Regions from separate parts of the Homo sapiens genome. Here region 2 is linked to region 1. A link is a contact called in ENCODE Hi-C data. All regions are on one chromosome and are shown on one strand. The core of a region is the stretch at or near the end of the contact, and the rest is flanking DNA. Distances in the headings are between cores, read along the strand shown. Region 1 holds the start of COL4A1 (collagen type IV alpha 1 chain). Region 2 holds the start of SOX1 (SRY-box transcription factor 1).

Evidence for each region. A loop is a pair of places that touch in the nucleus more often than their neighbours do. Pooled maps may share reads with other maps.
Region 2: a loop to region 1 is called in a pooled map, with 11 times the contacts of the local background. The contact joins the promoter of SOX1 here to the promoter of COL4A1 in region 1. A Hi-C loop is called at or near these places in 2 of 37 single-sample maps with no recorded cell type and 7 of 50 pooled maps.

Annotation. Positions count from the first base shown.
Region 1 is chr13:110,302,811-110,308,432 of GRCh38, forward strand. It overlaps COL4A1 (collagen type IV alpha 1 chain), which reads right to left and starts at 4,347. Exons shown (of 52, transcript NM_001845.6): 1 at 4,134-4,347. The coding sequence starts at 4,217. COL4A2 (collagen type IV alpha 2 chain) reads left to right here and starts at 4,474. Exons shown (of 48, transcript NM_001846.4): 1 at 4,474-4,718; 2 at 5,050-5,137; 3 at 5,259-5,313. The coding sequence starts at 5,094. RefSeq lists enhancers at 4,103-4,936, 4,937-5,622.
Region 2 is chr13:112,063,861-112,069,482 of GRCh38, forward strand. SOX1 (SRY-box transcription factor 1) reads left to right here and starts at 3,289. Exons shown (of 1, transcript NM_005986.3): 1 at 3,289-5,622. The coding sequence starts at 3,799. The coding sequence ends at 4,974. All of the region lies in intron 1 of SOX1-OT (SOX1 overlapping transcript), which reads left to right.

The DNA of each region.
Region 1 (5,622 bases), core at 3,097-5,596:
ATAATAGCAGGAAGAACAATGCTCTAACATTATTTTAGGCATTCTATTGTTGCTTGAGCTGACTCTAGCCCAAGAACTCAAAATACCAAACCTCCTTGTGAGACATTTTAATGAGGTTAATCCTTCTTCAATTTGGGGAACAATTATTATAACAAATATCATAGAATTCATCAAAACCACTGTTGTCATTTAGCCACTTCTTGATGTTCTTCCACTGTCTACAAAGGTTTGTCTTAGATCATCACTGGTGGGTTCCATTTGTCTGCAAAATCTTTACCAGCTCTTAACTAAATAACTGAACTTGTTATGACCATCCTTGCCAGTTCTCAGAAATTTGCCAACAGCCTTGTTAATGAATAATGTAGGGTTTTGTGAATTCCCTCATGGCCTGGCCCAAGTAAGGGTAGGTTTTCTGGGTCAGTTCCTAAAGGCACTCCTGACTAGAATCAGTCATCCATGCCGCAACTTTCCAAACATCCCCTGCCTGCCTACCTGCCACCTCCGAGAAAAGGGACAGGACCACATACTGGGGCCTCAGTTGGAGCTGGGAGCTCTTTTTTAACACTGGTCTCCTAAACCCTGCCCTTCCAATTCTTTCCACCCCTCTGAGAGCAAAGTTCAGCCACCAAGATTGTTAATCACAGAAACAATGACATTTTGGTATCTCAAAGGAGCAAACTTGAAGGTCATCTTTCAGTGCAAAGACCCTTAGACTTGAGAGCAGACAGGCAGAATGACCATGTCTTCTGTGTATAGTACACCATCACAGTGCACATGGAAATGACATGCTGGTGTATAGTTCCTATTTCTCCCTCATATTTCAGAGGCGGAAGCCCCTCCCAGAAGTTTCCTCTGAGTTCCCCAAAGCTGGATTCAGTGTTCCTATAGCCCTTCGATTCCCCTGATTGTGACATTTACCAGCCTGACTTGGATTCGTCTGTTTCTTTTCCAATATTTCTCACCTGACCTTCCTGAGGACAGAGAGTGGGGGTGAGTCCCTGCCGCATGGCCAGCACCTGGCAAGGTCATGGCAGGAAGGAGGTGTTCCCGATGTGTGTGTGGAATGAAGGAAGGCACAAACGGGTCCGTGTGAGGAAGGGACAGACCTGCCAGGGAAACTGAGGTATAGAGTTTGATGAGTACCCCCAAATCATCTGCTTAAAAGCAGGTATAAAATGTAAGGTCCTCTGGTGCCTAAAGCACACTCATCCTGTGTACACGTGACTATTAATAATATATAGCATTGATAATTCTGTGAATCTAGTCAGAGTACATGAACATTGTGTCTTCTGGTTGGTCTTAAAGTTATGTCCCTTCACCCTAGTCCAATTCCATCTATTAATATAAAGAGCTTGCAGATATAAGGAATAGCTTCACCAATATCACTCCTGAGATCCTGGGCGATGCTGCTCTTGTTGGGACTGATTCAGAAACCAGCCTTCTCTTCTAAACTACATTTCCAGTAGAACATGGTCCATACTTATATGGGAATGAAATCTCACTTAGTTTGAACTCTAGGTCATTCAGTCCCAGAGGTGGTGACTAATGGTCAGGAGATGACAGTATTGCTGGACAAGCATCACCACACTGAGGGGAAAGTTCACGTTTCTAATCCTGAGAAATAATCTGTTAAGAAGCATCACACAGAACCAGCTAGAGGGGAGTGTGAAAGCTGCTGCAGGAAGGGTTCATTCCGCCCAGTGCAACTGAGTGACTAAGAGTAGAGGGTGCTCACAATCAGAACACTGCTGGCACGTGTTTGTCTGGAGCCTGCAAGCTATTCCTCCTTTCTTGCTGAAGAAAAGTGGAGGAAGGGAGGAGCGGGGAGTAGAGTGGTAGGTTCAGCGTGGGATAAAATCAATGGTTTAGAAAATCCACCCATGAGTACGTAAACAATATGACCATAGCAGATACAGCAAATACAAAATTAAACAGCCTTTCATGAAGAAAAAACAATAAGGGCAATTCATGCCTGGCACACAGCAGGTGATGTCTGGATGTACAAATGCAGGTGAAGTGTGATTCAGACAGTGCAAAGGAGAGGTAAGCCAACAGTCACTTCCACTGGCTTCTGAATGAGGATCTGATCAAATCCACAGCATCTTATCATTCAAAATGTGCTTTTAAATTATGTTTTGCTTGGATCAGTATTGAAGCTATTTCAGTGTTATGGTACATCTAACAGCTGATTTTGGAAGGAGGTAAGCCAAAATGTTATTGATGGCATGAAAAGTGAGACAAATTTTAAAATTAGGCAGATTCAGTTTTTAAGTGATTTTCTTGTATACCCATACATCATCTGCACATTAAGCACTTTTCTCTAATTAAGCCAGGGAAAATACAGAGTAATGATAATATCTGTGAGGTCAGCTGTGATCAGAAGTGCCCACAGGCTGCATCTCTTAAAAACAGTCCATGGCACCTCAAGGGACACTGCAAAGACAGTGGCCGGGAATGTAATTGAGCTTTAGGAAATGATTAAAGGGAAGTAAAATCATCTCCAACTCAACATTAATGCGTTTGATTTCCCGGGTGAGAACAGGATTTGCGTAACTGAGTGGTTCTTTCTTTCTACAGTCCTGGATGTTTGGAAAGCCAGCTCTTACAGTTAGCTTTCTTTGCTTTGCTAACATTATCCATCAGAAAATCGAAATGCAAACAGCTCCTATTTCCCAATGAAGAACTTTCTCTGATTTACCTTACCATCATCAGGCTTCACCATCTCACCTTGGAAGCGTTCAATCTTTTGGTCAATATTTCTAGACCAAAATAAAGTGCTCTCAAGCCTGTTCTTTGGAAAGTATTTTGTCATCATTACCAAAGAGTGTTTAAATAACTGGCTATGAAGTTTGGGGAGACTGGGCTGGGAGGTACAATCTGAAGTTAATTGCTGATGTAATCATTAGTCCTTTCAATACCCAGTGGAGAAGCTGCCTCCAGGGAGATAAGCTCTCAATTAGGAGACGTGTGTGTATATCACCAGTTCTCTCTGGCATGTAACAGTTAACAATTTCTATACAGTTAAGTGGATTTAGTGAGTATCATTCTTCCAGGAGAGAAGTAAAATTTTTTTTTAAAGAGGAAAACAAAGAACAAGATTAAGAACAGTAAAAGAATAAGTATGGAAAATCTGGTAAGTAGCAAAAATCATTTTTAAGCATTTGAGGGAGAAACTGCAAAATCTGTTCAGAAGCCACACCTTCCGGCCTGTGGGACTGCATGGCTGTGACACTGAGCAACAGCTGAAGTCTTTATTCTCTCGGAGGGGAAGGAAAAAAGGAAACAACAGTCAGTCCAGGCTTGTCCACGGCTGGAAGCCTCGACTCCTGCAAACCTCCTGCAAACCGATCTCCCAGATCCTTTCTGGGCAAGCACATAACCAAAGGAAATGAAAACTAGAAAAACAATTTGTGCATGGAACAATGACATGGAGTTTCACTTTGGTTTCATGCTCAAATATGAATGTGGTTATAATTTTTTAAAATATATATTAATAGAAGGCAACGAGTTGAGGATGGTGGCTTCTTCAAGCCGGGCGTCCAGAAGAGCCCCACTTCTGCCTTGGAGCGCGCCTTAGGCAGCAGTCGTGGGAAAGCTCAGATACAGCTGTTTCCAGGCAAAGGGCCCAGAGCTTTTCAGCCTCAGCCACCAGGGTCTCCAGACAAGGAGAAATACGCCCAAAGCTGCTCCCAGGGGCTAGGAGCTCGGAGCTCCCAGTGTGGGTCTCTGAGCAGCGCGGGGTGGGCGCTCCCGGCCCTCCAGCCCCCAACTCCCTCGCGCACCCGGGACGGGTGAAGGCGCCCAGCTGCCGAGCATACCCGCGACGCGGGTTCAAATCCCGCCGGCTCCCAGGCACCCTCACCCCGCCACAGCGCGGGCTGTTTCTCCTCCCTTCCCCGGAGGAATTCCTTAACTCTCCAGTACCCATACCATAACAAAGGAGGCTCGGTCCACCAATGCGCGATCGTAGCCTACAGGGACCCCCAACGAACCCCGGCCCAGAGAATGCACCTGGCCGTGCCACGCGCGACCCCCGAGGGGCAGGCGGACGGGTCCAGGCGCGGACAAAGGGGCCTCTCGGGGCGCCCAAGCTCGGGGCGGGACGCCGGGAGCGGAGCTGGCCGGGAACTCACCTTCGCAGCGGCCCGGCTGTGCTCCTCGTGGAGCAGAAGGGCGGCGGGCAGCAGCAGCAGCCAGACGCTGAGCCGGGGCCCCATGGTGGCGCGCCCGAGGCGGCGAGGGACGGCTGCCCGGCGTGCGGGGGCCGCGGCGGACAGCTAGCTCTCGGAAGGCCGGACTTCCAGCGCTACGCACCGTCCCGGGTGCGGCGGCTCCAAGCGGAGACCTGAGCGCGGCGGGCCGAGCTCCCCAATTTGTTGGCGCTGCCCCCTCCCCCCCGGCGGTGCGCGGGCGGCGCCTCAAAGGGGAGGACCCTGCGGCGCGGGTAAGAGGCGGCGGGAGCGCGCGGCCCGGGAGTGTGGCTGCAGTGCGCCGGGACACCAGGGCTCCGCGCTCCGCACTCAAGAGGCTCCCGCGTCCCAACCCCTCGCGCCCGCGCGTTCGCGGATCCAGGCCGAGGACCGAAAGGGGCCGCCCGAGCCCCCGGGGCCGGCGCCCAGAGAGCCCAGCAAGGCCGGCCGCCCTGCCGGTGTGCCGCCGGCGGGTGCTTCTGGAAGGGCCAATGCGTTCGGGCAGCAGCCCCTGAAGCCGAGCCCGAGGTGAGAGCGACCCCCGAGCGGCGCCCAGACCCTGGCCCGAGAGCACCGACTTGGAGCGCCTTGTGCAGGCTAGGGCTGCACGCTCTCCTGCTTGGGAGTAGAAAGGGGGAGGGTGGGAGAGCGAAGACCGAGCTCCTCGGCCAAGGAGCACCCACAGGGGCCTAACGGGAGGCTCTCCTTCTTTCCGGGTCGTGGGGGGGACGGCCCTCCGGTCACCCCTGCATGCGGGCCGCGCACCGCGCTGTCCCCGCGTCTCGCGGACCGAGACCGGCGGTGAGGATGGGCTGCCTCCCTCATCCTGCGCTAAACTCGCTTTGTCTGTCGCCTCTAGGCTAAGTGGGACTGACCGGGGCCCAGAGTGGACGAACCGCCAGCATGGGGAGAGACCAGCGCGCGGTGGCCGGCCCTGCCCTACGGCGGTAAGCGACTTTCTGCCTGGTCCCCGTGGGTCACGCGCGCATGGACCCTTCGGTGTAACTCTCGGGGACTGACAAGCCGGGCCCGCACGTTCACGTCTCTCTTCCTCCCTTTCCCATGCAGGTGGCTGCTGCTGGGGACAGTGACCGTGGGGTTCCTCGCCCAGAGCGTCTTGGCGGTAAGTCCTGGCTCCCGCGCTTGGACTTGCGCGCCCGAGAGTGGTTGGGACGTTTGAGTGGCCTTGGAGAAGGCAGCTCGTCCGTGCGCTCCCGAGTGTGTGTGTGCGTGTGGATGTTCGCCAGGCTGCCCACCAAGGTTCTGAGAAAGCTTGCTCTTCCCTCATCATGCTTTCCACCTTTCCTTCCCCTTGGGTTCCCAGCGTCAATCCTGTGTTTTGCAAGCGTCGGCCTTTCACGGGAACTGGGAACTTAAAATGTAGCCTGAGGCACCGTTTTCGTTGCTTTGGGCAAAGCTGCAGCCGTAGAGG
Region 2 (5,622 bases), core at 2,039-4,538, 1.8 Mb after region 1:
ATGTGTGCGTGTAACTTCTAGGGATGGCTTGGTTCTGGATTGGCTTTGAAGATTATGACCACAGGTTACATACAACAATAGAAAGTGTCTTTATCCACATTTCTAAGTTGATCTTCGCTTTGGCATTTTGAGCAAAGAGGCACAATGAAGTTTCTGAGCTGCCAAAAAAGCAAGTTTGGTCAATCAACAGTGACAGTAACCCTGTGCCTGGGGGTCTAGACTTCCTATTACATTACTTGGGAATAGGGAAGTCAGTGTTCAAATCTCCAGGAGTCCAGCCTTTGGGAAAGTACTGGGTTTGAAGGAGGTAACTGCCAACTTGGCTGGAGGTAGAAGGGAGAAGGAGGTGCTTTTCAAACTGGTTTTGGACTGTCTTCTCTCTTCTTAAAGAGTCACTGAGGAAAGAGTTTAGAAGGAGCAAGAAATTGAGGCTTCCAGAAGCCATCGATCACCAGCAGGAGTTAATATTATGCTCGTCAATCCTCATGCCAGGAATGAAGGCACAGAGGTCTAGCATGCAGTGCCCTGTGCTGCCTAATTGGCACTGCCTGCTGCTGCCAATCATTTATCGCTTGGCAACAAGTTACACCTGCAGCTTTGGTTTAATACTTATGCAGGTGGCCACACATAGTGCGTGCAGCCGCTTGGGCCTAGGGAACATCTCGTCACTGAAGAGGGCTTATGGAGAGCACCCTGAACGTTGAGCACTAGTGTGAGCTCACAGGATGCTAAACCATTTTCCTCTTATTTAGATGCTCTGAAAAACAAGGGTAACGTCGTATTTGGAAACAATTTTCGGGACTATGGTAGAAAAAAAGTAGACCATTTCAAAGTCAGCTATCCAAGTTCCCCAAAGCATAAAGCATTCCTGCAAAGCACACTGGAGTGCAGGGTGTTTATAAAATAAATTGCTCCATTGATATGGAAAATAATGTGCCAAGCCTGATTCATACAAAGCATTTTCAGGGAGTCTTAAGCTATTTAGTTTAAACTCTAAATTGAAAAGCAGAGGAAAGAAATCTTTCAACTGCTAAGTGGATAATATAGTTTATAATTTGTAAACCATTTCCTTTATTTCAGTCTTGCTGACTTTCCATAACACACTGGATCTCACTGCACACCCATTGCCTCCTAAATTATCAAAGAAAAAAATGGGGCTATAGCATTCCCAAACAATATTATTGCTCCTTTTTTGTTCATTCACAATGTAACTGATATTTGTAGGTAGTGCATGTAACAAATCAAAAGATTTAACAAACTCGACTGGTGAAATAAGAAGGTAGTTGGAAGCCCAGTTTATAACCTAGATATTTAGTGAAAAAATAAATATAAAATGATGTTCCCTTTCTAATATAATTATATATTACTTGATGGATTTACTAGTAAATGCTGAATGGCCTGGAATGAAAGCAGTTTAATCTGCAGAGAGATCAATTTGCTGTTGCACTTCACACTGTAGCAACCCTGCAATAATAAAACAAACCCTACAGTAATAATCATAGCAATTGAGAGGAAATAAAGCATTATTCTTTTACCTTGGACAAGCAACAGGGTCAAGAAATTCACAACCTCAGAAGTTTTTTTAAGAGGAAAAAAAAGGTGTCACGTGTTCGCTGCCCAACAGACTCAAACATCCTATTACTCCTATTACCGTTATCATCATCTTTACTGAATATTCCTACTACAAGACAGGCAGACATGTGACATGCGGTGAAGGTTCTACTTTACCCACCACCAATCTCCACAAGCACTCTCATCTCAGGGTGCCTCGGGGAGGGCAGAGGAGGAATACTTGGGCTCAAAAGTCGTCTTTGGACCACTTTCAGATCAGTCTGGTGGAAACGGTAGTGTGAGCGCTATGCTACTTGAGACTGCGTTTGAAAATCTCTTTCACGTTCCCAAATCAAAGCCACTTTGAGGTTTAAGAATGATAACCACAGGTGAATGCCTTACTCTTTCCACGAGCCAGGCCTTTCCTTTGCATGACGCAGACCGGCGGCTGAGACCCGTCCTGAGGCCCCGCCTTTCATTCGGTTTATGTGGCCCCGCGCAGTTCACGCAGTTTTCTCCGTTCTTAGGCAACCAGCTCGTGGGAAATTCACTCCAGAAAAGCGTGCGCCATATCATTATTTTGCGATTCAACAAACTTTTTCAACTGTTGTTCAGGAACTAGATTCCAGATAGATCTTGTTGTGTTCGGCCTTCCTAGAAATTCCTTTTCCAGAGGAAGAAGATCCGGGTTGGGAAGAGTGCGTGACTATGGCCCCGGGCTCATTGAAAGACTCCTCCCCACAAAAGTTTAGGGCTGATACTAAACGAAGCTATGGAGCCATGCCCACACAAATACTCCCCCTTTACCCGAATTGTGGGGCCTGGACTGTGAAGGCCTTCGCTGCAAGAGCGGGCACTGGCGAACTTCAGTGCACGCCGCGGCCGAGAACGGATGCAGGGCGGGGGATGGCTGAGCCGCCTGATCCTTGCAGAGAACCTGCAGGGGCCCTCGGAGGGTATCCCCTGCGTCCAAGGGAGCGCCCCTCCTTTTCAGCACTCGGGGGAACTGAGGGCGACGTGCCAGCCCCGCACTCAACTTTCCCCTTCCCTGCAGGCACAGAGTTGGCCGGCGGGGGCAGAGGAGGAGCTGGGTCTCCACTGCGCCCGTTTAAACCTGGCCAGGGGCTGCGTTTCCTCCCCCCACCCCACGACGATCCTTTCTTAGTCTTCGCTTTTCAACCCAATCGTTAATCATTCGGAACGCGCGGGCGGGGAGCGGCGAGGAGGGCGAGCTCGGGGTTCGCCGCCGCCGCCGCCGCCGCGCGCGCGCGCTCAGGAAGCGGTGTGGCTGTCACCCCCTCCCGGGCCTCCTCCCCCCTCCTTCCTGCTTTGCTCCCCCTCCTTCCTCCCCTCCTCCCCGCTCCGCCGCCCGCGCCCAGTGTATCTACTCCCTCCCCACGTCACTCGCCAGCGCGCCATGCAAATCACCGCCGCCGCCGGCTCCCATTGGCCGCGGCGCGCTCATTTAATGGCAGCCCGGGCCCGGCGTATGGCTGCTGGGCCCCGCGCGCCGCCGGCCCCGCGTGCGCCTCCGCTCCGAGCGCACGGCCCCGGGCAGGCAGCGGGCAGCCCATCCCGGGCTCGGCGGCCCCGGCTCTCCGGCCCTCTCCGCGAGCCCGCGCTCCTCCCGCTGTCCCCGGGCCCCTCCCTGGCTGCACCGTAATCGCCCCCTGCAGGCCCCCCTGCGCCTCCCCCCCCCCGCCACTGGCGCCTGGCTTCCCCCGGGCACCTGGGACCAGCACATGCCCAGCGCACGCGGCGCGCCGCCCTGCTAGAAGTTGCAGCCTCCGAGTTGGAGGCCGCTGAGGACCGAGCGCAGGAGGAAGGAGACAGCGCGCAGCGGCGGCCGGCGAGGAGACAGCACACCCCGGGCCGGGCCCAGCGCACCGCTCCCGGCCCCAAAAGCGGAGCTGCAACTTGGCCACGACTGCACCTGTTTGCACCGCTCCGCCGAGGGCGCCTGGGCTGCGGTGGCGGCGAAGACGGCGACCCCGACCGTCGGCCTCTTTGGCAAGTGGTTTGTGCATCAGGAGAAACTTTCCACCTGCGAGCCGAACCGGCGCCGAGTGCGTGTGTTTCTGCCTTTTTTTGTTGTCGTTGCCTCCACCCCTCCCCATTCTTCTCTCCGCTAGGACCCCCCCGCCCCCGTCTCACTCCGTCTGAATTCCTCTCCGTCTCCCTCCCACCCCGGCCGTCTATGCTCCAGGCCCTCTCCTCGCGGTGCCGGTGAACCCGCCAGCCGCCCCGATGTACAGCATGATGATGGAGACCGACCTGCACTCGCCCGGCGGCGCCCAGGCCCCCACGAACCTCTCGGGCCCCGCCGGGGCGGGCGGCGGCGGGGGCGGAGGCGGGGGCGGCGGCGGCGGCGGGGGCGCCAAGGCCAACCAGGACCGGGTCAAACGGCCCATGAACGCCTTCATGGTGTGGTCCCGCGGGCAGCGGCGCAAGATGGCCCAGGAGAACCCCAAGATGCACAACTCGGAGATCAGCAAGCGCCTGGGGGCCGAGTGGAAGGTCATGTCCGAGGCCGAGAAGCGGCCGTTCATCGACGAGGCCAAGCGGCTGCGCGCGCTGCACATGAAGGAGCACCCGGATTACAAGTACCGGCCGCGCCGCAAGACCAAGACGCTGCTCAAGAAGGACAAGTACTCGCTGGCCGGCGGGCTCCTGGCGGCCGGCGCGGGTGGCGGCGGCGCGGCTGTGGCCATGGGCGTGGGCGTGGGCGTGGGCGCGGCGGCCGTGGGCCAGCGCCTGGAGAGCCCAGGCGGCGCGGCGGGCGGCGGCTACGCGCACGTCAACGGCTGGGCCAACGGCGCCTACCCCGGCTCGGTGGCGGCGGCGGCGGCGGCCGCGGCCATGATGCAGGAGGCGCAGCTGGCCTACGGGCAGCACCCGGGCGCGGGCGGCGCGCACCCGCACGCGCACCCCGCGCACCCGCACCCGCACCACCCGCACGCGCACCCGCACAACCCGCAGCCCATGCACCGCTACGACATGGGCGCGCTGCAGTACAGCCCCATCTCCAACTCGCAGGGCTACATGAGCGCGTCGCCCTCGGGCTACGGCGGCCTCCCCTACGGCGCCGCGGCCGCCGCCGCCGCCGCTGCGGGCGGCGCGCACCAGAACTCGGCCGTGGCGGCGGCGGCGGCGGCGGCGGCCGCGTCGTCGGGCGCCCTGGGCGCGCTGGGCTCTCTGGTGAAGTCGGAGCCCAGCGGCAGCCCGCCCGCCCCAGCGCACTCGCGGGCGCCGTGCCCCGGGGACCTGCGCGAGATGATCAGCATGTACTTGCCCGCCGGCGAGGGGGGCGACCCGGCGGCGGCAGCAGCGGCCGCGGCGCAGAGCCGGCTGCACTCGCTGCCGCAGCACTACCAGGGCGCGGGCGCGGGCGTGAACGGCACGGTGCCCCTGACGCACATCTAGCGCCTTCGGGACGCCGGGGACTCTGCGGCGGCGACCCACGAGCTCGCGGCCCGCGCCCGGCTCCCGCCCCGCCCCGGCGCGGCGTGGCTTTTGTACAGACGTTCCCACATTCTTGTCAAAAGGAAAATACTGGAGACGAACGCCGGGTGACGCGTGTCCCCCACTCACCTTCCCCGGAGACCCTGGCGACCGCCGGGCGCTGACACCAGACTTGGGTTTTAGACTGAACTTCGGTGTTTTCTTGAGACTTTTTGTACAGTATTTATCACCTACGGAGGAAGCGGAAAGCGTTTTCTTTGCTCGAGGGGACAAAAAAGTCAAAACGAGGCGAGAGGCGAAGCCCACTTTTGTATACCGGCCGGCGCGCTCACTTTCCTCCGCGTTGCTTCCGGACGGCGCCGACCGCCGGAGCCCAAGTGACGCGGAGCTCGTCGCATTTGTTATAAATGTAGTAAGGCAGGTCCAAGCACTTACAAGTTTTTTGTAGTTGTTACCGCTCTTTTGGGTTGGTTTGTTAATTTATACAAAGAGATTACCACCACCACCCCCTCCTTCAGACGGCGGAGTTATATTCTGGGTTTTGTAAAACTTTATGTATCTGAGCATTTCCATTTTTTTTTTTGGGTTTTGTATTATTTCTTGTAAATG